Regions from separate parts of the Mus musculus genome. Here region 1 is linked to region 2. The links are chromatin loops, found by intact Hi-C in ENCODE. Cell type or tissue: heart. All regions are shown on one strand. Links, peaks and the distances in the headings refer to the core of each region. The heading gives the core; the rest is flanking DNA. Region 1 has its middle 43 kb from the start of 1700061I17Rik. Region 2 has its middle 77 kb from the start of Plppr4.

Region 1 (12,831 bases), core at 2,967-10,966, 320 kb after region 2:
GTGTGAGGTGGAATCTCAGAGTTGTTTTGATTTGCATTTCCCTGATGATTAAGGATGTTGAACATTTTTTCAAGTGCTTCTCAGCCCTTAGGTATTCCTCAGTTGAGAATTCTTTGTTTAGCTCTGTACCCCATTTTTAATGGGGTTATTTGAATTTCCAGTGTCCAGCTTCTTGAGCCCTTATGAATTTCTTATATCTCATGTTTATGAAAAAGTATTATTTATTCACTGTAGATTTATGGATTATTTTCCACTATAAAGGACTTCTTTGACTTCACCTGTATCTCATGGATTTCTAAGTAACCAAGGAACTCAGCCAGTTAGCGGGAGAGCGAGTAAGAGAGACACTCTCAAACCTCACTCTCACAAGGTCAATATACTTATTCTTCACAGAAATTTTTATAAGATCAAAAGTGGCTGGTCATAGTTCTCAAATATGTTAGGCAATTGCTGTCCTTTTGTATGACTGCTTGGTACCCATGGATGCGGTTGTCCTGTGGAAGTCATTCCCACTTCCATCCATGTCCTCTATAGTCTCTCCCTCTGCTTTCAGAAGGCATCTGCTTCCATCCGGAGTTCCTTCCCATCCTTTGTGACCTCCGCAGGGAACAGCTCGAGATTCTCTCCCTACAGATTTTCTCTAACCATCATAAGAGAGCTCTCACCGAGACCCTGAGGCTTTTGCACACAGAGGAGGTAACTAGGATCATTTGCACTAAACTGACTTCGAGAAGGGAAACAACTTCCATGTGACGGATAGCTGACCTGTTGTGTTATGTGCTTCTGAGTCATTAGCGAGCATTCAAAGCACAAAGCTCCTACTAGCGATTTAGTCCAGCAACTCGGCTTCATTTATGTTTAGCATAAGTTGGAGAGACTAGTGTTACCTTTCTTGTTACAGCTTCAAAGTTTTAGTATCTTCATACTTCCAGTTCTGAAAAACAGTCCCTCCTCTCCTGGCTCTGAAGGAAATTGCTGAAAACAAGAAGAAAACTCCAGAAATAAGGATACTAAAATTTAACAAAAACTAACAGGTCACTTTTACTTACTTTTTTAATAGATTTTTTTTTGAGACACAGGACTCACGTAGTACAGACTAGCCTTGAACTCTCATTGTGTACATAAGACTCGCCTTGAACTCTTGATCCTTTTGCCTCTCTGTGTGATATTAAAAGTCCAGTATTCACCACTATGCCTAGTTGTATGCAGGGCTAGGAAATGTATTCTGCCAAGTTGACAATTCACACTAACTTTCATAAGTACCTTGAGATACTGCCCCCCAGGAAACTTGATCCTCCTCATTCAGTTAGGAATCAAGAAAATACACATACAGACTTTCATGCAAGCAAACTGATAGAGATTTTTCTCAGTTGATGCTCCTCTTCTCATTGTATTTTAGTTTGTGTCAAGTTGACACAAAACTTACCAGGCCACGTTCTTATAAAAGCTATTCATCATAAAATACATTCTGAATCATATGGATTAGGGAGGGTGCCAAAACAGGATTTATCAATATTTGTACTTTTCCTTCTTTCCTAGTTTGTTTTCTGTTGCTGTGATAAAGCATTCTGACAAAAAGAAAATTGAGGAACAAAATGTTTATTTTAGCTTACACATCTAAGACTTCATCATAATATTGCATCTCTCTCTCTCCAAACTTGAATAAATAAATGAAATGAAATTCTATAGTTCTACCCAGTGAGATCACAGAATTCTGGAGGTCCCCGTACTTGTAGTCTGTGCCCTTGATAATAGGGTATGGCAAGGAATTTTACAAAGAATTTGAATAACATAGTGGCTATTTCATAGAATATGAGAACACAGAGTGATTTTTAAAAATTATTATTTGCATATTTCCTTAATATCCAGAGAAAACGGTATAATCTTTAGAAACCAGAAGAAAGATATGGTCCTTTGATTTCTTCCCTCTTTCCTGTCTTTTCTTTGTTTTAAATGTATTTTGTTAATTTTTATACATTTGAATTAAAAGAAATTGCATCACTTTTCTCCTTCCCTGTCCTCCCTACAGTTCCCCCCAAGTCCCCACCCTCCAGCCCCTGCGCTCAGACTGATAGCAGTTCTTTTTCTTTACTATTGTTACATACATAAATATGCATGTATATTTGCATAAATGCATGTGTACATCTGAATAAATACATAAATACAACCCTCTGAGTCTGTTTATATTGCCTTTCTCAGCAGTCATTAGAAGCCTGCGGTTCTTGGTCTTAGTGTGTGTCTTAGCTAGGGTTTTACTGCTATGACAAGATACCTTGACCAGGGCAACTCTTATAAAGGACAACATTTAATTGGGGCTGGCTTATAGGTTCAGAGATGCAGTACATTATCATCAAGGCAGGAAGATGACAGCATCCAGGCAAATGTGGGGCTGGAGGAGCTGAGAGTTCTACATCTTCATCCAAAAGCATACAGAAGAAGACTGGTCTCTAGGCAGCTAGCACAAGGGTCTTAAAGCCCACACCCTTAGTGACATACTTTCTCCAACAAGACCACACCTCCAAATAGTGCCACTCTCTGGGCCAAGCATATTCAAACCACCAGTGTGTCTTAGTCAGAATTTCTATTCCTGTGATCAAACACCATGATCAACAACTGGAGGGAGGGAACATTTTTTAAACTCTCAGATTATAAATCCATCATCCATACTAATCAAAAAGGGAACTCAAGGAGGAATGTGGAGGTAATAACTGGTACAGAGGCCATGAAAGAGAGCTACTCACTGGCTTACTCTCCATGACTTGCTCAGCCTCCTCTCTTATATCACCTAGGACCATCATCCCAGAGGTGAATGGCCCACAATGGGCTGAGAATTCTCAAACCAATCACTAACTAAGAAAATGTACTACAGACTTGACTATAGGAAAATCTTATGGAAGCATCTTTTCAGTTGAGAGTCCCTTTTTCCAGATGATTCTAGCTTGTATCAAGTTGACATAAAACCAGCCAGAACAGAATAGAACCCCATGAGATTTTTCTCTACTTCTACACTAATGCATTTACTGCCATTGCTGTTGATCAGGTTTTGTTTGTGTAGCCATTTCTATGAGAGACTGTTTCATAGCAGACATCTTGATATTCTGACCCTTACAGTTTCCTGCCCCTTCTTCCATGATGTCCCCTGAACCACAAAGAAGCTGTGATATATGTGCATCCACTGAGAGTAGGATCCCAACAATCTATTGATCACTACACTGTGTCCAGTGGTGGTTTTCTGTGCTGATCTTTATTTGCCATTAAAAAAAAAAGTTTCTTTAATAAGGGTAGTAGCAATACTTATCTATGGGTATAACGATAAGATTTAGAATATAGGTAGAGATTATGCTGGCGTAGCAAAGTGGCAGAAGTAGATTCTTTTCCAAAACTCATGACTCTAGTTTTCCCAGGAATTTAGCTAAGTTTCTAGCACCAGCTGCCATTTTGCTCTTTTGGGTAGACCCTAAGTCCAATTAGATAACTGTAGTTTACCACATGTGAGTACCACTTATGAACTTTATGGTATCATGCCTTACTGGTCACTGTAGTTCATAATGTTTGTAGGAATATTAACCACTTCCCTCTCTTGGCAGTGTGCATGGTACCTTCCTAGGAACACAGAAGCAAGTGCACAGAAAAGAGGCCTTCGGGTGGATGTGCTTTAATGCTCAGATGCCAAGAATACTCTATTATAGTAGCTAGGTAAGACGTAAACCCAAGCCTAACAAATGAATTAAAATACCTTGTATTCTTCACAGTTGATGTTTTGCCATGAAAAAAGCAGCCATTATATGCACTAGGTTAAGATAGATGGATGGATAGATAGATAGATAGATAGATAGATAGATAGATAGCAATCCAGATTTCACTAGAAATAGCTTCTGTGAAATATCTAGAATTTAAATGAGACTTTGCACACTAATCTAGAACCCGAGAAAGAAGCTACAATCACTTGTGTCTTACCTTACAAAGAAATTTTATTTCTTCTTTTTTAAAAAAAATACCTAATATTCTATCTAGGGAGATGGATCCATCAGTAAAATGTCTTCTCCATAAGCATGAAACCCTGAGCTTGGATTCCCTGAGTCCATATAAAACATGCTGGACTGCGTGATATATGTCTAGAACTCCAGTCTTGGAGAGACAGTGGGGAGGAGACAAGGAGATCCCTGAAGCTCATTGGCCAGCCAACCTAACCAAATGGATGAGTTCACGTTTAGTGAGATACAGTCTCAGGCACAAATGTGTCAAGCAGTCAAGGAAAGATATCCAACCTCAATTTGGATCCTGCATGAACACATATGTAAGCACCTACAAACACATGTATGCACATATACAGACCACATACATACACAACATACACAAAAACTTTTATAAAAAACCTAATGTTAATGATACATTATATCTACTATTTAAAGTGTATAATATTAACAATATAACTTAAATTAATAGAGTATGTATGCATGTGTGACCCAGTTCAAAATAGAAAGCATCCACCCAGCAGTCACACATACTCACTCGGTGGAACAGAGTATCTTAAAATTTAAGCACATGCGAGCACCAATCGTACAGATGATACTGAAACCTAAAGCTTCTCTAGATTATGGAAATAAACCCCAACTCTGTGAATGAGCTCCTCCTTCATATAGGGAAAAAGAGGCAATATGCTTCACTCAAGACAGCAGATGCCAGAGGCCAAAATAGCTACATTCACAAGGGAGATCTCTCTGTGAAATCAGCAGATGGTGAAAGCTCCCCAGAAAATGGAGCTTTTTTTTTAAACACTGGTCCCTGAAAAGAAAAGTAAGATGTAGGTAATTGGAAAAGAAGGTTATAAGGTATTTGAGGTCATAGGAACTGTGTGGTTAAAAAAAAAAAAAAAAAAAAAGATAAGTCATGGAAGGCAGGAGTGTATAATGTACCTCCATTGAGCAATCTGTGCAATCAGCCTGGAAGGAGGGATTCAATGCAAAGAGCCAGAAGCATCCATCTAAAATGCTTGGCTGATAATGAAATCCTCAAGTTTTTAAAGGAACCAAGTTACTATAAGGAAAAATATTTTATCACTTTTAATGTTTAGCATTGCCAGCGCATGGTGATTGAGAAGTGAAGACTGAATTCAGTTAGCATTTAGAAGTATTTCTAAGTTCTCTAGACAATGAGCCTCCTTTGCCCTAGGTATCCATGCTCAGTTTAGGGAATGTTTAAGCAACTATTCCTGAAAAATGCAATGCTCAGGGCTGGGTAAATGGCTCAGTCAATAAAGTGCTTACTGCACAATCATGAAGATGTGACTTTGACCCTCAGCATGAACACTGCAAAAAGTCACGAAGTGGTGGGACAGAAACGATTCAGCAGTTAGGAGCACCTACTGCTTTGGCAGACGGCCCAAGTTAGGTTCCCAGCGCCCATATCAAGTGGCTTGCAATAATCATCCCTAACCCTAGTTCCAAGGGATCTGGTGCCACCTTTTGGCCCCTGTAGATATCAGCACTCATAGGCCCATACACAGAAAGCCAGAAAGCCTGCATGTGCGCACGCACACGCGCGCACACACACACACACACACACACACACACACACACACACACTAAAAATAAAATTTAAAATACAATCTTTAAAAGCCAAGTGCAGCAGGATATGCTTGTAATTACAACAGTGGATAAGTGGAAATAGATTTTCTGGTCGGTCAATCTAACTCAGTTAGAAAGCACCAGGTTCGGGGGAGACAATGTTTCAAGTAAAAATAAAAACCTGTCTGTCTGTCTGTCTATCTGTCTGTCTTGGAAAGGACTACTAATGCTGTGATGAAACACCATGACAAAAATCAAGTCGGAGAGGGATTATACTTCCACACCACTGTTCATCATCAAAGGATGCCAAGACAGGAAAATGGGGCAGGAAGCTGGAGGCTGGAGCTGATGCAGAGGTTGTGAAGGAGTGCGGCTTACTGGCTTGCTTTCTTGTAGAATCCAGGAACACCTGGCCATGAATCACCCCACTCATAATGGGCTGCACCCTCTGCCATCAATAATTCATTAAGAAAACGCCCTACTGGCTTGCCTATAGCCTGATTTTATGGAGACATTTTCTTAATTGAGGTTGCCTCCTCTCAGATGACGTTAGCTTGTGTCAAATTGACATAAAACTACTCATCATATATATCTCTATCTGTCTGTCTGCCTGCCTGTCCCTGAACTGCTTGTTTCCTAGGCATAGACTAAGCATATCACAGACATTTTCTCCCATAATCCCAAAACACTCCTGTAATTATGGTCATCCTCATTGTGTAGATGAGGAAATGAGGCTTAAAGAAATTAATCGGCTTGCCCAAGTTCATGCCGCCAGTGAGGATGGAAACAAGGCCAAAAGCAGGTATTTCTGGAACTAAACTGCATGTTCTTAACCGGTTTTCCTGATGGTGTTCTCATCACTAATTAGTAGTTTCATGTTTGGAAGCTGCCGTTGGTCCTGGCCTTCCTTGTGCATTCTATGCTGCCACCATCTGGTTTCTTTTGAGAAGTTCAGGCTTTTCCTCTGCAGTTATTCTCAGACTCATTGGAATCCTGCATTCCCTTGAAGAGAGGGCTGCAATGTGTGTGGATTCGGTGTACGTGACTTAAAAATCTCCAGCCTTGTCAGTATATTCCCTATTACACCAGTGTGATGTGTTAGGGCCACTGAGATTTGAATAAAAATTAACTCAGTGACCAAATTGTGCTAACAAAAGACAAATTCAAAGCCAGACAGCCATGGTGTGGAAAGGCTGCTGGAGGCAGGGCAACCCTGAATGCAGGGAGTAGAGGGAGCGTCATGCACATTCTCTGCTGTTGATGAGGAGATGCTGGACTTAGTCAGGACAGAAGAGCTGAGAAGGAGACGCAGGCTCCAAGGCAGCGGATTTTCAACCTTCCTAATGCTAGCAAGCAGGATATCTGATATGCAACCCCCCCCCAGGGGGTGATGACCTCCAAGTTCACGACCGCTGTCTGAGGTCACAGGGAAGACATTCAGAAGAGTCAGGAAGGAGCCAGTAGAGATTCGTTCCTTAGTCATTTGCTTGCGAAGGCTTACAACCACAACCTTATGAAAAATGAAACACCTTCGCATGTGTAACAATGATAATAGATCCTTTGCCAATGCCTTGCTGACATCCGGTTTCTTCTGCTAGTCTTCATGCCCCAGGGTGTATGAAGCCTGGTTTTCCCTGTATGGGAGGTAAGAGCAAGACAGAAGCGTGTTTCATCTCTATGGCAAAGTGAGGCAACATCTGATGTAGAATGGGCAAAGGTCGGCAGTTGGAAGCTCTACATTGTACTCTGACCTCTCTGCCCTCTGAGGGTTTGGGAGCCTTGAAGCTGGCCGACCTGCCAGAGCTATACAGTTCATGCACCTTGAATCTCTTGTTTGAGAGCATAGCCATAACACTTATCGAGATTCTTAGAACAACAAGACATGTGTTTAATGCCTGCTCAACTTCCCAGCACTACATTTATTACTTCAATCAGGATGACTGCCTTTTCAAGACCAACCCTGGGCTGCAGAGTGAGACCGTATTTCCAAAACAAGCAACTCCAAAACCACCAAATCTGTTGTGTTGTTTCACTAACTTGCACAAGGATGCTATAAAGTGTAGATTCAGCCCTCCCCCTAGTACTACATAACCGACAAATGATCTAACTCATCAGTCCTTGTGAACATGCTAAGAAGGTAGAGTCTGTCACTAGGCCTGAGAAGCTGAACAGCATTCAAGGTCAAACAGAACTGTGAAGCTGTCAGGTTTCATCTAGTCCCAAAAGCTATTAACCACACTGCACTCTGACACTTGTTCAATACCTGGGTGCCTCCCACACCTTATACATGCAGGTGCACATGTGTGACTGCCCTGGGTGCCTCCCACACCTTATACATGCAGGTGCACATGTGTGACTGCCCTGGGTGCCTCCCACACCTTATACATGCAGGTGCACATGTGTGACTGCCCTGGGTGCCTCCCACACCTTATACATGCAGGTGCACATGTGTGACTGCCCTGGGTGCCTCCCACACCTTATACATGCAGGTGCACATGTGTGACTGCCCTGGGTGCCTCCCACACCTTATACATGCAGGTGCACATGTGTGACTGCCCTGGGTGCCTCCCACACCTTATACATGCAGGTGCACATGTGTGACTGCCTTGGGTACCTCCCACACCTTATACATGCAGGTGCACATGTGTGACTGCCCTGGGTGCCTCCCACACCTTATCCACGCAGGTGCACATGTGTGACTGCACAGTCCTGTGTCTGCCCCTTACTCGGCAGTGGTCTGGCAGGAGGAAGAGATTCAGAGTTCATATGATCAGAAGCCCATCATTCAGTGCCCACTCTAACACCCCCTCCCCCTTCTGTCTACCTGACGAGGAGGAAAGTTTAACACAAGATGACAACGAAACTGACGAGCGGGAAGTTTCAATTACCAGCGTCTGGGATGCGTAGAGTCTCTCGGAAGAGACAGGATTGGTCTTTGAGTTTCTATAGTGATGGTTGTGAATGTTTCAACTAGCCATGGTTGTACTATGACAAGCTATGACAGGCTACATAGCTTACACTGCAGAAATGCATTTTCTCATAGTCCCAGAGGCTATAACTCTGGGGTCCATGTATTGGTAAGGTTGGTGTCTTCTCAGGCTTACCCTGCCTGGTAGGCTGTCATCTTCTCCACATTTTCCTGGGATCACTCTTCTGTATGTCTGTCTCTATCATACTCTCTTAGGAATTCTTCCGTCAAATATGATTAGTACTTTTTTTAACATCCTAATTTTAGAGCTGGGTGGTGGTGGCACTTACCTTTAATCTCAGCACTCAGGAGACAGAGACAGGAAGATACCCATTGTAACTTATTTATCTCCACGAAGATCTGTCTCCAAGTACAATATACTATATAGATTCTGTCTTCAAGTACAATCACAGTTTGAGAACTGACTTGGACACTAATGTATATAGAGGGAAGAGAATGGCTTATAACTGTCATTCACAATGACAGTTCCAGGAGATCTAGCACCCTCTTCTGGCCTCTGCAAGCACCAGGCCCTCACACAGTGCCCTTACATACAAGAAAAACACTCAAACATGTAAAATAAAAATAAATAAATCTTTAAAAATACTTGGCCCATTACTTATAATTTAAAAACATCTGTCAGTTGGGATTATAGGAAGTTTTGTTCAAAGCAAGTTGATTCTAATTACTTTGTTTCTTCTTATAATCACATTCGTGATTACTACTCCCACATTAAAAATAAGATTTTTTTTCAGACAAGTAGCATTATTATTTTGTCTAGAATATCCTAACAACATCCTGAGAAGAACTATGTATGTACCAATATATTCAAACACTTGAAATAAATTCCTGTTTTTCAAAATAAGTAAGACTCGGTAATCAGGTTTTTAATTAATTAAATACCCAGGCATATAATTACCAATTTTATACATTTTAAACTCTAGAGAAAATTAGCATCAAGTAGCAATTATAAGTCTAGTATATTTATACTTTATAAGTTTTCATTTGGAATATTCTTAGGAGTAGAAAACAGTTCATCAAAAAGTAGATTTTTACCCTAAGAACTCAAACAAAGTAACAGAAATAGTCTTTACTCTAGGGTTGATGATGGACCTCGCTGTGCATTCTGGAATTTGTTTTGTTCCTTTCTGTAACATCCCAGAAATAACAAAACATCTCAGTAAACACGGGGTGATTTGGTCACTCCTGGTGATGGTTCCAACATCTCTAAGCACAGTGATCTACTACTGCCACAAAATTACTACGTAGCATGGAAATTTTGTCTAAAATTCTGTCATGTCATTGCCCCACTCACTTTAATGAGAAGAACTGAAGCAAAAGCCCAAAGTCATGCCAATCAAATGAATATTAGCTCAAAATCTCTTGTTAGACTGTCAGTTTTCGTGTGCAGTGAGCTGAGGTTAAACATACGCTAAGCCAATGTTTCCTAGAACATAAGGTCTGCGACCCACGCTGAAAAACCAAGGACATCGAACTGGCCAGCATTCATCCTGCATCCCTAAGAGAAGATAATTATTGGCCCTGAGAGTGAACAACACTAGTCAAAAGTTCTTCAGGTGTAGAACCAAACCAATATTGTATAGATGAAGGGCCAAGACGATGAGTCAATAACTATACTCCCATTCTCCTGGAAGAGGCTAGTTGTGAATTCATAGAAATATCATTTAAGTGTTTTATGTTCCCTTCTAAGGATCAATTAAGAGAGAGACAAGTATAAGGAAAGATCAACTAAATGCACAAAGTATTGTGTCTCTTGCCATGCAAAGGTTTGAATGGCCACCGATGCATCTGTTAGGTGGCCAAACTACATTAATTATGATTATAGCCAAGCCTCGATCATACAATAAGGAAAACAAATTATTCAGATATTTTGTCCCACCTAGCAATTCTTTCATCAAGCTGCAAACAATTGTCATCAACATGAAAATGCAAACATTTGATATGGAGAATCAGGTCATGTTATGTTGAGTCACTGGTAAAAAGCATTTGATCCTCATTGAAGGCTGAACGTCATGGTTATTTAACATTGGGGGCTGATGGTGGAGTGGGATTGATGCGGGGGTGGCTATCACTCACTGTATTAGGCTAGTACAGGTTTTCTGTGATTTCCTGCATTTCACAATGCTACTTTAGCCACCTAGAAAAGGAACAGAAACTTTCCACTTCTCTTCCAAGTTCTTATTACATCACATGAGACCCTCCAACATGTAATCTTAAAGTGTCCCTGTGATAACACTTTTAGAACACTGCATTGTTCTTAAGTTCTGCATAATGAATCCTTAAAGACTATAGGTTATAGGGTTTTAAACAATTGTTTAACTTAGAGATCTCTTTTACAAAATAAGGTGTCTTCGTTTGCTTCTTTCTTACTAGGATAAATACCATGATCAAAAGCAAACGAGGAGGAAAGAATTAGTTGGCCTTACAGGTTATAGTCCGCCATCCTGAAAAGCCAGGGGAGAAAAATGGAGGCAGGAACTGGAGCAGAAAACAAGGAAAGCTACATACTGATTGTCTGTCTTTTCTTTCTTTCTTTCTTCTTTTTTTTTAAATTTTTTTCTTTTATTGGATATTTTCTTTATTTACATTTCAAATGTTATCCCCTTTCTACCTTTACCCTCTGGAAACCCCCCATCCCACCCCCTCCCCCTCTCTCTATGAGGGTGTCCCCCCAACCATCCACCCACCCCCACCTTCCCACTTTAGCATTCCCCTACACTAGGGCATCGAACCCCCACGGGATTAAGGGCCTCTCCTCCCACTGATGTCCAACAAGGCTACGTATGGGGCTGGAGCCATGGGTCCCTCCATGTGTACCCTTTGGTCCAGTCCCCAGGAGCTCCGGAGTGTCTGGTCGATTGACACTATTGCTCCCCCCAAGGAACTGCAAACCCCCTCAGCTCCTACAGTCCCTTCTCCAACTCCTCCACTGGGGACCCTGTGCTCAGTCCAAAGGTTAGCTGTGAACATCTGCCTCAGGTTCTGGCAGAGCCTCTGGCTTTCTATGATGTGGTCAGCTTGCCTGCTTTTTGTTTTGTTTTTAAATATCATTTCACATTTGTCGTTATTTAAGGAGACATTTTTTGTACGTGCTAATCTTCATGGAACTACCCAGGTTGCTTTTTTAAAATATACAATGTAGAGAAAGGCGTGGGACTGCCCACTATGGGCTGGACCATCTGACACTAGTTGCTAATCAAGAAAATTCCCCCACAGATCTGTAACCTGACTAATCTTCTGAGGGCAATTCCTCAATGGAGGTCCCCTCTTTCTAGGAGACTCCAATTTGTAACAAGTTGACAAAAACAAACAAACAAACCTAACCTGCTCAGGACACTCCTGTAGGTTCCCGCTCAATAAACATGGAGATCCAAACCCTGTAAGGTATAGGGGTTTTATATGAAAAGCTTTTATAGAAACAAGGAATTCGGGATACAGCCACTGTTGCTTTCTAAAGTAGGGACTGAGGTGAATGAACATGGCTCACTTTGTACTCTTTTTCTAGATCTTAAAGATATTTCTCTTCAGCTGTAGAAATGGCTTTGAGATGTATCATGACCAACCCATTTATCCTGCTTTATAAAAAAGCAAACATCACCAAGGTTCTGCTTGCTAACTCAGAAACCATACATGTTTACAAATGAGCTGTTGCCACAACTTCTGTCTTGGATGACCCACTGGGAAGTGGGAGAGGGTGGGTTGGTAAGCAGGGGGAGAGGGAGGGGATAAGGGGTTTTCCGAGGGGAATCCGGGAAAGGGGATAACATTTGAAATGTCAATAAAGAAAATATCTAATAAAAAAAGAAAGAAAACAACAACAAAAAAAAAAAGAAAGAAAGAAAAAGAAAAAGAAAAAAAAAAACCAAGGGGTGAAGTAGTAGCATCTTCATTTGAAGTCCTCTAGAAGACTTCCAGGCTTCCAGGCAGCTAGGACAGGGATATAAAAGCTGATGCTCACAGTGACACACCCACTCCAACAAGGCCACACCTCCTAATAGTGCCACTCCCTGGGCCAAGCATATTCAAACCATCACATTCCACTCCCTGGAACCCATAGGCCTGTCAAACACATGAGTCTATAGGGTCATACCTAGCCATAGCACAATAAAAAATGTATTTAGTCCAACTTCAAAAGTCCCCATAGTCTATAGCAGTCTCAACGAAGTTTAAAGTCCAAAGTTCGAAGTCTCTTCTGAGATCCATCCAATCACTTAACTGTAATCCCCAAAGCAAGAGAGGAAACCCTCTGGGCAAACTCCAAACTCTGCATCTCCA
Region 2 (12,831 bases), core at 2,453-10,452:
TCAATGGAAAAGATTGAAAGGACTGAAGGAGCTGAAGGGGTTTGCAAACCATAAGAAGAACACCAATATCAACCAACCAGACACCTCTCCATCCCCCAGAGCTCCCAGTGACTAAAAGCAAAGAGTACACATGGAGGGACCCATGGCTCCAGCCTCATATGTAGCAGAGGATGGCTTTGTCGGACACCAAAGGGAGAAGAGGCCCTTGGCCTTGTAAAGACTTGATGCCCCAGTGTAGGGGAATGCCAGGGCCAGGAAGTGGGAGTGGGTGGGTTGGTGGGGGATCAACCTCATAGAAGAGGGAGAGGGAAGATGGGATAGGGCGGTTAGCAGGAAAGGGGATAACATTTGAAATGTAAATAAATAAAATAGCCAATAAAAATTTTAAATAAAAAGGAAGACTCAGATTGTGCCTCTACACTCATCCCATGAAAAATGTTCTCCCCCATATTACTTACAGTAAGCTTCTGAATGAAATAATGTATGTGGCTGAGACAAACCTAAAAATCATGTTTGGCCCTCTTGTTTGTGCTGCTTTGGAACACTCTATCTTGAATTGATCCATTAGTTCTCTGGAACAGCTCTTAACCAGCATGGAATTCTGCTGCAGATTTTGGTAGCTAATTCTCACACACACACAAAAATTAAACTATGTCCAGCAAGTGAACAGATGAATCAGATTCTGTGAGAAGAGAACTTTTAGACACTCCAGGAGTTGCAGCTAATTAATGTCCAGGTGATTAATTAACACTTTTCTGTTGGACTTTAATTGTTTATTTTTTTTTATTATCCAACTTCTTCATTATTTGGCTTGCATCTGGAAGAAGCATGGGCCCAACCAAAAGTGCTGTAGAAAGAAAGAAAGAAAGAAAGAAAGAAAGAAAGAAAGAAAGAAAGAAAGAAAGAAAGAAAGGAAGAAAGAAAGAAAGAAAGAGATAGAGAGACAGAGAGAGAGACAGAGAGAGAGAGACAAAGAGACAGAGAGAGAAAGGGAGGGAGGGAGGGAGAGAGAGAGAGAGAGAGAGAGAGAGAGAGAGAGAGAGAGAGAGACTATATGAACACTCCAAAAGGGACTGAAGTAAAGGATAACAAGATTGACAGTAATCAAGATGATGGTCAACAAGGCCACTGTAGGGAACTTCTATCTCTTTCTAGTCAGAGACTTGCCTGTGTAAGCAAAGTGTAAGTCAAATTGATGTTAGCTCCAGAATTCTTCTGTAAACTATTTCAGAGTTACTACAAAGTAGGAAACATTGGGAAGGTTCCTGGAAGCAGGAAGGAAACTCAACTCATACCCACCAAGCCTCCTCAAATCCCATTTCAAACTGGGCAGCACCCTGCTTGGGTGACTCCTCTACCATGGCACCATCTGAGTCAATGGATATGGCTGGGAAATCATCAATGACCTGGGCACATCTGGGTTCTATCTCTGTTCTAGGCTCAGGAGCACCTTAGTTTCTCTGATTTCTTCTTCTGCAGACTGCCATCTTGATTAGAAGCTAATATGCTAAGCTCTTCCAAGTTCAACTGATGCGGCTTGGAAATTTCTTAAATAGGAAGCTCGTAATTGAAGGAGCTTTTGATGGGTATTTTCACATAGGAACTATTATTATTCATACATACCCTTTTCATATTGGGAATGGGCAAAGAATAAGAAGAAACCACGTGGCTAAGTGCATTTCTGATTCAAAAGAAAGAGACAGAAAATGCAGGTGTACCTCACTGTGAGAGTAAATAGCAGCACTATTTTTATAAAGGAAAGTAGAGAAAAAGTCCTACTATGTACATTTCTGCAACACCAAACCAGACAGTGTTAGAGGCAAAGAAGTAAATATCTGTCACCAGGGGAATCATTCACCAATACAAGACATGCATTAAACTCTCACAATAGGATCTCCCAATAAATGATTCATCCAGATGCTAATATTTAATCAGTTCCTACTTTTAATTAATTTAAGAGCCTCTCAACATTTCAGCACATTTGAGGTGTTTTTTGAGGGTTCGTTGTCCAAGGTTAATCCCTTAATCAAACTTGCCTTTTTAAAAAACACAAATAAATGATGCAATGTAAAGCCTATTATTGTTATGTCATACAAAATGCTAATGTTGAATTGTTTTCTTTAGGTAACCAGCATTTTTACCTCTGAAATTTCCTTGTAATGTAATTGCTTGATTTAGGTTATCTTTGGAGGCATGCAAACTGCTTGGCTGCAGCTTATAAATATATTTCCGTTGCCTGGTGGTCTTGCTTTTTAATGTTTGTAGCACTGAGCATTTTACCTGTCTAATTTTATATTCCAAGTCATCGATGAAATGTTTTCTGTGTTCAGTGAAACTGTAGATGATGCCAGATTATTAGTAGCCAGATTTCTTTGCATTGAAATTGAAAAGATTCTCTCCCACAATCCTTAGTCAGGTAAAGCCGCTGCCCTGAATTCTTACGTTTTTCCACAAGAGGGCTCATACCAGACCAAAGCTCTGCCTGCTGCTAGTGATCTGCCTACATCTCTTGGTGAAAACCAGAGAGACAAGAATTTGAAATATTCCCCAGAGCACTAATTAGATTTCAAAAATCAAGTAAGCAGATATTTTCAATAACTGCAGTTGGTTGATAATGTTAACAGCCAAGTTTACAGAAGCATCCTTTATAGCAGATGATGTCATGTGTGAGATGGTAGCCATACAGCTATTGTCATTGCTGTCGTTGTGAACGTGCTAAACTCAGGTCTGCTGAAGGACATGACTGTGGAGCTCGATTGTCAGGGTTTGAGTTCCAGGTCGGATGTTTTTATTATTTCGGCACCATCAGACAACATAGTCACTGTTGCTGTCTCTTTTAGCCATCCTTAGCTCCTCTTCTTGAACTGTGATTGTTGTAAGGAGTAAGAGAACTAAGCCAAGTAAAAGCAGTGAGAAGAAAGTCTGTGATGTATTAAGTGATTTGTAAACTTTGGCTACCACTGCTACTACTGAGGCACAGAGAGATTAAAAGACAAGCCCCAAATCACATTTGTTGACTGAGAAGAGACAAGCTGTAGCCTGGGAAGTGTGTTAGGGTATGGAACAAGAATACAAACATGCCGCCTCTTTATCCTTCATCCTCTTCCAGCAAAACAAGATCCAGTTCTTACTGCTTTCTGTGCCTGTGGACTACCCAAACCTCTAATTTGATCATGCATCTCTGTTTTGAACTCAGACACAAGTCTACTTGAGAGCCAGCTCCGTGTCTTATTTATGTGCATAACCACATCACATAGCAGATGCTTGCCAATGGTAAACAAAGATGATTTGGAAAAAAAAAAGCAGTAGTGAGAATACACTAATTTCTGTAACTGCATCATGCAGCAGCTTTGTTACTCATCTTACATGTATGGAGACCACAGTTCTTAAGAGCTCTATCAGCACAAGCTCAGAACTTAAGAAACGCCATGGCTTCAAAGCCCATGCTTCTTGTTCTTGTTGTTGTTCCTTTGCTTGTTGTTGTTGTTGTTTAACTTTTTTCTGTTTTTCTTTTCTTTTCTATTCTGTTCTGTTCTGTTCTGTCCTGTCCTGTCCTGTCCTGTCCTGTCCTGTCCTGTCCTGTCCTGTCCTGTCCTATCCTATCCTATCCTATCCTATCCTATCCTATCCTATCCTATTTTTGAGACAAGGTGTCTCTACATAGTCCTGGTTGTCCTGAAACTCACTACTTACACTGAACTGGCCTCAAATTCACAGAGGTCAGCCTGCCTCTGCCTCTAGTGCCCTGGCATTAAAGGGGTGTACCACCCTGCCCTGCACCCTGCTAGTTGTGCTCTCTTTGCCCTTGCTTACAGCACTTTATATGTTTTGTGGATAAAGGTAAAATGTGAAAAACCACACCAGAAGCTTACACAAATCTTCTGGAGATAATGGAGAGGTGAGGAAGGAGGGGACTAGAAGAAAAGAGGGGGAGGGGAGAAAGGGTTCTGTTATCAGCTGATTGTGCTCGGGAGGGGGAGGGGAGAAAGGGTTCTGTTATCAGCTGATTGTGCTCGGGAGGGGGAGGGGAGAAAGGGTTCTGTTAGCAGCTGATTGTGCTCGGTCACTAAAGCCTTCCCTTACTACTAGACAAGACAGACATGAACAGAGTAATCACCCAAGTAATTGACAATCAGAAAACAAGATGTACATGGGAATGGGAGTGTTCCAAAGTGAACACACATCACTTTGTCCACTAGGTGAAAATCTCCCTCAGGAGACAGCCGAACTGAAACCCAAGTGATGAGCTAGGAGGTAGGACAGGAAGAAAAGAGTAATATTCAAAGCAGAAGAAGCTACCTGTCCAAAAAGCCTGCAGCAGGAGTCACATCCTGCTGAGGAAAAACAAGAAAAAGAGAAATCACAGCTGAGTGTTCAAGAGGTGGCTCAAAGGTGGAAGGCAGAGAATTAGTCGTCTTAAAAAAAATACAACAGAGGATAAGAGTAATAGCATTACTCTGAGGGAAGGAAGTATACACACACACACACACACACACACACACACACACACCACACCACACCACACCATACACACCACACACACCACACACCACACACACACACACCACACACACACACACACCACACACCACACACACACACAGCACACACTACACACACACACCACACACACCACACACACACCGCACACACCATACACACATACACACACACACACACCACAAACAGACACACACACCACAGACACACAACAACAACAACACACACACACCACAAACACACACATGCTTAGAATATAATGGAATCAGGATTGTCACTTTTAAAAGTCCAAAATGTTGTGAGAATACGAGAGGGCAAGGTATTCTGCATAGAGGAGCACAGGAAGAAAAGAACTGGCAAGCGTTTGGCTGACATGGGATCTGAGCATCCAGGTAACGGTGTGAAGAAACACTCCAAGGAGTAAACACTGCTCACAGGCCTATTCTCTGCAGAAAGAATTAATGAAAAATAAATAGGTAACAACAAGTGAGAAGAAACTTTAGTATTTTCTATGTGTTTAAAAATAATATCCCCACTAGAAAAGGTATCTTTGATAACAATTTTTCAATGCTTGGAAATAAATGATAAAGATCATACCAAAATACATAAAGCATGTAAAGTCATGTCCAGATGAAAACATACAGAATAATATGCAGGTGTAAGGGGACTTATGAAGAAACTTAAGAACTTCAAATGAAATGCAAAGAAACTAGAAAAAAACGATACAAGCAACTAGACACTAAACAAACAGTAAGGCAAAAACTGAGTCAGAAAAGGATAGCAGTATATATCTCAACCAAATGGAAAGGATGAAGGAAAAAGGAGCATCAGACACTAAAATCAGCATCACTATAGATGTGTTTGCTGTTAAAACAAAAAATACAGACATAAATAGTGTTATTGTCAAAAATTGCAAATATTAAATGAAATCAACAAATAGAAAAACACTGTTTTCCAAAACTAACAATTATTATTGGAAAATCAGAACTGTGCTACAGCTGACAAAAGGGAAGAGTGTATTTACTGGGGTGGTCGGTGTTTTTCTACTTCCTAATTTCTACGATTCAGTGTTATTCAGCATTTCCGACTGCTACCACGAGGTGGCAGACGTCTCCAAACTATGGTGGGTAACCGTGTATCTGCAGGACACCATCTTTGTGTGGTCTGCAGCAATCACAAACAGAAGGCATGTCAATCTAAATCCTTTTTATTATCGTCGGTTCAGCATCTGCATTGTTTTCATGAGAGAATAGATACCAACAGGAACAAGAATGTGTTTAAAAATTAAAAACAGGTTCGATTAGCAGATGTTGAATCCCACCCTAACAATAGAACCTTCCACTTCAGGCTCAGAACAAGGCCAGGGAAGTGGAGCAGCCTAGCACAGATTCCCATCTCCATGACAACCTTTTCGGCTCCAAGCACAATTAAAGAGACAGCATCATCTTTTTTGGAGAGAATACATATAAATGTATTTTGGAGAGAATATATATATATATATATATATATGAATCGTGACTGTTATTCATTTTTTAAAAGAAATTAAAATTTGATTCTGATTACTGAAGCTAAGTTATTGATGGATGGAGAAGCACGGATTTGAAAAGGTTTCACATAATTTCCATGTAAATGAAAAGATATATGTGCCCCTATGTACTGGAGTTATTGCTATTCTCTTTTGCTTTGTCCCGGACAGTCTCAAAAATCCTAGCTTGGTCCCCTCTTAAGACTTGCTGTATTTGTGGGTCAAAAGAAAACAAAAGCTGTTCATCCATTAGCAATTAGATTTTGAGCAGATGGTCCAGAACATGTAGTGACTTCCTAGGGGTCCTGTGATACCCTAGTCTGCAGCCTGAGAGATCCTTTTCCTCTTTGGAAAAACAGTACTGAGATTGTTCACTTGCCATTTGAGGAAGGTTGTAGGACCCAGCTTACCTCTCTCCTGCAGGGAGTGTTTAAATTTTTTTAGGACTTCAAAATATCCAAGGTGAGAAGAAAGAAAGAGGGGGGGGAGGGAGGAGGGAGGAAGAAGGAAGAGGGGGAGGAAGAGGAGGAAGAAGAGGAGGAGGAAGAGGAAAAGGATGAGTAGGAGAAAGAGAAGGAGGAGAAAGAGGAGGAGAAGAAACAGAAAAAGCAGAAACAGGGCAGAAGCAGAAGTGGAGGAGAAAGAGGACGAGGAGGAGGAAGAAGAGGAAGAGGTTTTCTGTATATTAGGATACAGGATACATTAAAATAATTGAAATGGTGAGTGGAGACCAATTGTGTTGCTTCTTTAATTCATTAATAGGGTGCATTAGTCTGGGTTCTCTAGCAGAACAGAGACTCCAGTAGACAGGAAGTAGGCTCTAATGCCAGTGAGAGCGAGCAGGTAAAGAGGGCAAGCAAGCGTCCTTCTTCCACGTTCTTTACACATGCTGATTGCAGAAGGTGTGGCCCGGACTAAAGGTGGATCTTCACATTTCAAAGACCCAGAGGTGAAGTAGATCTTCCCAGTCAAAACCCCTCAGAGATGTGCCCAGCCACTGGGGGTTTAGTTAATTCCAGATGTTGTCATGTTGACAACCAAAAATAGCCATCCCACCAGGCTAGGGTAGTGGCTCAGTGCAGACGATGTTTGCTTTGCAGATGTGAGGATCTGCAGAATAGATACCCCAGAACCCACATTACAAAGAGCCTGTAGTGGTTGTTCGTAATCTCAGCCCTGGGGAGGGAGAGTCAGATGAGTCTATCGCTGGGGCTCATTCAACAGCCAGCAGAAGTTCCCTGACAACCATGCCAGTGGTTCCTTTAAAAAGAAATTAATTCAGGGAGTGCCTGAGGAATGAAAATCACAATTGTCCACTGGCCTCCACATACGTGAATACAAGCGTTGAACACATGTGCACATCATATGCACATGTGAATGGATTCAATTTTGTGTTATTTCATGAAATCCTGAACATGAAGACTTAATTGAACTAGGACTATAAACATTTCAAAGGATGGTATCAAGAGGGAAGAGGGTCCAGGTATCTAAAAGACTTTCTAAAAGGTTGTAATAGCATGCCATTTCATTAAAAGGGCAAAAATGTGCTTGGTTTCACCCTGCCTGGGAGTACATAATTATGCTTTCTCATTAAGCAGAGAGGCAGAACATGGGAGGTTGACTTTGCCCACTATGGTTCTTGACCAACTATGGCTTTTGTGTGTGTCCTGCGGATGCAGGCCCTTTGTTTGTTATCAAGAGTTCTTACTACTGAGCTGTCTCCCCGACTTCTGAGTATTTGCATTTGTTTCAAATGTGCTAATTTCTTATCTCTAACACCTTTGGTGAGTGTCAAGATATTTTCTATTGTCTATTGTCTATTTAAAACCATTTTTATTTCTCTACTTTTGAATTTTAGAAGTCTTTTCATAGATTTTGAGTATTTTGGTTTACCAATATTTCTTTCAAGTATGTAGGCAAAGCTTTTTGGGGGTTTTGTTTGTTTGTTGTTTGTTTTATTTTGTTTAGTTTTATGCTTTGGCAGAAAATCTAGAAAGTGTTTGCTTAGGTGCTAAGGTCACCGAATTTCTATTTTCTAAGCTTCTATGGGTGATGACAATACAAAATTAATTTTAAAGAGGTGAAGAGATTGCTCAGTGGCTATAGCCTGTACCACTATTATGAAGGATTCGTTTGGTTCTCAGCACCCATATTGGACAGATCATAATCGCACGTAATTCCAGCTCCAAGGATACTTAATCCTTAATGCCTTCTCCTGCAGGGCACCTGAGCTCACATGCACATATACATACACACATATACACATAATTTAAAAATAAAAGTAAATAACATTGGGAAACATTATCACTCTCACCCAGGAATCAAATATTTGAGAGGTTTAATAATAGAGTTTGTTCTCAGACTAGCCTAGGATTATGTATACATAATAAATCTGATTAACTTGGCAAACATTTCCCTGCATGGTCCAGGTATCTAAAAGACTGTGGTATTTCCCAGAAAAACCCATACATATGATCACAAAGGAGCTTCGAGGGGTAGGTTCATAGTATAACTCGTGTTGCTAGGTATTGTCTCTGGTAAAAACTGTGCTTCAATTTTAGCAGAAGGCAAAAATTAAAAAAAAAAAAAAAGAAAAAGAAAAAAAGTTTTAAAATGTTTTTTTCAAAAAAAGCAAGGTTAAGTAGACACTTCACTAGAAAAAAAAAACTGTTTTCTAATTTTAAAAAATGTTAAAAAGAAAATGAGAGAGAGTATTATTCTCCTGCTCATAACAGGACACCCAAATCCACTTCTTGCATTTGCCCAGTGCATCCCAGCAGCACCAATAGACCTGGCGACAATGCTGAGTGGAAGTGGCCCCTGAACACTCTGCTTCCCAAGAGAACCCCTGTGCTAGCACAGATCTGGGCAGCAGTAACTCCCAGAAGAAAACGTGAGACTGTACCTGAGGAACGGAGACAACTTCTGAAAGTGTAAAGAGAACACCTGGCAGTCCCACAGGCACAACTTAAGGACAGACAGATGGACATACCAAGACCTGGAAAGCAGGTGGGGAAGCAAATGACTAAAACTAAAGGACGGACATTCATCCTAAGTGCCTTGGCTTATCTCAAACTGAACTGCTGCCTAAGTGGGGGCGGGGGAAGCCATGAGGACACGGGGGAAGGCCCCAATCACTTGCATGTTTTCATCGTTCCCTTAGCTCTTCTCTCTTCTTAGTCCCTCACATTCTGTCCGTGGGCCTTGTCCTCCTTTCTTTGCCACATTTGTTCTCTCTTTTTTCCCATCAATTTATCTATTTATCTACTCCATATACTGATCACAGACCCCACTCACACAGTCCCTGTCCCCATCCCCCAATACCCTTCTCCTCGGAGGAGGTTGAGGCCTCCCTGGGTACCAACCCACCCTAGCACATAGTGTCTCTGCAGGACTAGGCTACCTCTCCTGGATTAAAAAGCAAATATGGGCTTGGTTTTGAATTTTTATTTCTAGCATCAAATAAAGATTAAATGCTGTTTTAAAATGTCTTAATTTGGTTGGAAAATTCTTGGAGAGGATTCTAATTTTACAAGCATGGGTGGGTTCCCAAAGACTAGGACAGTTGCTTGCTTGCTGTTCATAGGCTGAGGTAAATGGGAATGTGGTAACACTCTAAGACAAACTGTGATGGTGATCAAATGTAAGGACTGATACAGAAGACAACTTACTGAAGGGTCTGAAGGGGTGTGTGTGTGTGTGTGTGTGTGTGTGTGTGTAGCAGTAAATTAGTTAATAGGCTTTGGCTCACAGCACCATTTTACTCTCCCAAGAGCTCTGGATTATAAAATGAGACACACACACACACACACACACACACACACACACACACACTCACACACACCAGCTAATTTTGATATGCCTTGACTAGCTCGATAGTTGGGCACTTCTAAACCTCCCCTTGGCTAACACCCCCCCCCCCTCCAGACTTCCTGGCTTAAAACCTTCTAAATGTATATTTTATCTTTGCTGCCCTGTTACCTTCTGGGCAGCACCACCACCACCTGACATAGGGCTGCTTTCCCTTTCCACCTACATTGCTAGATGACTTCTCTCCTGCAGCTCTTGAATCTGACCCCTCTCCCTCTGAGTCATGGCAATTCTCCTCTTCTTCTCCCTCTGTCCCTTGACTTCCTCCATTTCCCTGCCCAGCCATTGGCTGTACAGTAATTCTTTATTACCAATCAAAACCAACTGAGGGCAGGGACCCTTGGTGTCTGGAAGTGTGGCTTTTGGAAGTTGAATTAAGACAAAGCATTAGAACCATTTTCCAGTGTGTGTGTGTGTGTGTGTGTGTGTGTGTGTGTGTGTGTGTGTGTTTGTTTGTGTGTATAATATATATACATCCACCACCTCAGAAAGAATCTCCATTGAAAATTCGACACTTTCCATAGATAATAAAACCATTTATTATCTATATGGCAGTTTAAAGACCAAAGATATTTTGTTTTACTTTGTTTCATCCCTATCATTCAATGACTAAAATATATGTGATAACCAGGGATGAAATACTTCTTAGAAATGTCATGGCTACTATGGACCACAGCTGGAGATCCAATCAAGTATCCTGTGCCAAGTCCCAGTTTAATATTGTAACTTTTGTACCTACGCAGCACAACGCATATGTGTTTTAAAGTCTACTCAACCAAGACAGAGCTTCCACTGGCCGAGGAGGGTGCTTAGTATATCACATCAACACAGTTAATGGATGGAAATCCATTTGTGGTGAGTGTGCCAGTCCGTTCTTCTCTCCCCAGAGACCTTTGCTGTAATCCCAGTATCTTATCTTAACTCTGTGAAAGCCTATGTGTGAGATCGTGTACACACACACACACACACACACACACACACACACACACCATCACTTGATGTTGCCACAACCACTACCAACAACAACAAAAGAGAGCAGAATACAATCCTTGAAGACGTGAATAAGTTTAGGATCCCAAACTTCAGGCAAAGGGCACAGCGGCAACTTTTCCGTTGGGAGTGCATTGTCAGGGAAGTCTCAGTCCCAGAACATCATGGGTGACTTGAAAGAAGAGAGAAAACTGAGTGTGATGGTTTCTATTTCCCTCCACAAAACTGGAGATGAAGCATGTTTGTTGTTGTTGTTGTTGTTGTTGCTGTTGTTGTTTTTTAAGTTAAGGGTAAAGCCTTGAATTAGGAAATTTTTAAATTGCATAGATTTGAACACATGTCTTGCTTAGAAACTATTAGTCTGTAGAGGTACCGGTCTGCACATGAAGATTTTGGGCTATTGTGCTAGAAGTTCTCACACTTCATCACCCTGGATACTGGAAGAACAAAGTTAATGGAGATAAGGACAACATGGAGGAAACAGTGAGACAAGAGGTGGGCACTAGTTTCCAGGCTCAGTGGGCTTTGTTTTGTTTTATTTAAGATTAGTTTTCTATCCCTGTGCTGAATGTTACTAGATGAGAAGGAGGATTAGTCATGAAGGAAAAGCAATCGTTAGAAGCAAAACAAAGGTTCAAAGAGGCAAATGTCAGAAACAAAGAATGAGGCTGGATTGAAGACAGAGTGGTCTATCTGAGGGAAATAATAAATATGACAAGAATACACCACAGTGGCACCTCTGCCATTTGTTAAAACAAATTTAAATGTTAAATATGACTCTCTGTTCTTACTGGTGTGAAGTGGTATCTCTTGGTGCTTTAATTTGCCTCTCCCTGATGACTAATGACGTAGAGAGTTTTTCACATAAATGTTGGCAATGCGTGTGTCTTCCTGTGACAGATGTCTCTTTAGGTCTATTGCCTATTTTTCAAGACAAGTTTGTTCTGTTTCATAGTTTTATTGAGCATTTCATGTTCCTGATGAATTCTAGATATTAACTCCAGCTTGATGGAGAGTTAAAAAAAATGTCTAAAAATAACAAAGACTGGCAGGAATTTGGAAAAAAAAAAAAAGAATAAGATTATACGAATGTTCCTTGAATTCCGCTGCTCCCCCGGGGATGTAAATTACTAAATTCTTTATCAAGAGGCCTCAAATGATAAAAAGTTGGGAGCTGGAAAGCCCACTCAGGGTCCCTACTGCTCTTACAAAGGATTCCAATTTGTTTCCCAGCACCTATATCAGGTGGACCACAGCAACCTCTTACCCCAACTCTAGAAAATCTGACATCCTCTGGTCTTCATGGGGACTGAAAAACACACATGTACACATAATTGAAAAATAAAATAATTTTTAAAGGATTAAAAAATAGACCATCACACTAAGATATGATAATCCCACAACTGGCTATGAATCCAAAAAAATGAAAGATTGTTGAAGAGACACCAGCACTCTCACAGCCCTTATATGACTATTCATAGTGGGCAAGAAAAGTAGCCAGCTTAAGTGTCCATGAAAGGGTGAACAGATATTTTTATTTTAATTGTGTGTGTGTGTGTGTATGTGTGTGTGTGTGTGTGTGTGTGTGTTCATGTGTGGTTTATGTACATGGATGCAGGTGCCCATGGAGGACAGAAGATGGTTTGGGATCCATTGGAACTGGAGGCAGTTGTAAAGTGACCAAAGTTGGTGCTGTGACTTGAACCCAGTCTTCTGCAAGAGTGGCACTCACTCTTAACCACTGAGCCACCACTCCAGGCCCTGAAAGGATTTTTTAAAGAAATGTGGTGTATACACAATATGGCCCAGGCATAAGCAAAATTATGTCCTGTTATTTGTAATGTGATTGAGATGAAGATCACCACGTTAAAGGAAGGAAGCCAGACACAGAGTAAGTGCCATGTGACTTTACTGATATGTAGGACACAATAGAGTTGCTTTCATAG

Evidence for each region. A loop is a pair of places that touch in the nucleus more often than their neighbours do. Peaks named below come from ENCODE experiments on the same cell type or tissue, not always from the same donor. Only the 100,000 strongest peaks of a DNase experiment are listed, where the experiment ranks them.
Region 1: a loop joins it to region 2, with 10 times the contacts of the local background. A loop is called at or near these places in 31 of 42 quality-filtered maps.

What each region holds. Positions count from the first base shown.
Region 1 is chr3:117,114,247-117,127,077 of GRCm38, reverse strand. No RefSeq gene overlaps it. Among named protein-coding and RNA genes, the nearest start is that of 1700061I17Rik, 43 kb to the right of the region's middle. In heart, for the core only: CTCF peaks have their summits at 6,495 (motif pointing left) and 9,053 (motif pointing left); no DNase peak of the experiment used is centred there.
Region 2 is chr3:117,431,715-117,444,545 of GRCm38, reverse strand. No RefSeq gene overlaps it. Among named protein-coding and RNA genes, the nearest start is that of Plppr4, 77 kb to the right of the region's middle. In heart, for the core only: a CTCF peak has its summit at 5,602 (motif pointing right); no DNase peak of the experiment used is centred there; H3K27ac peaks cover 1,212 bases.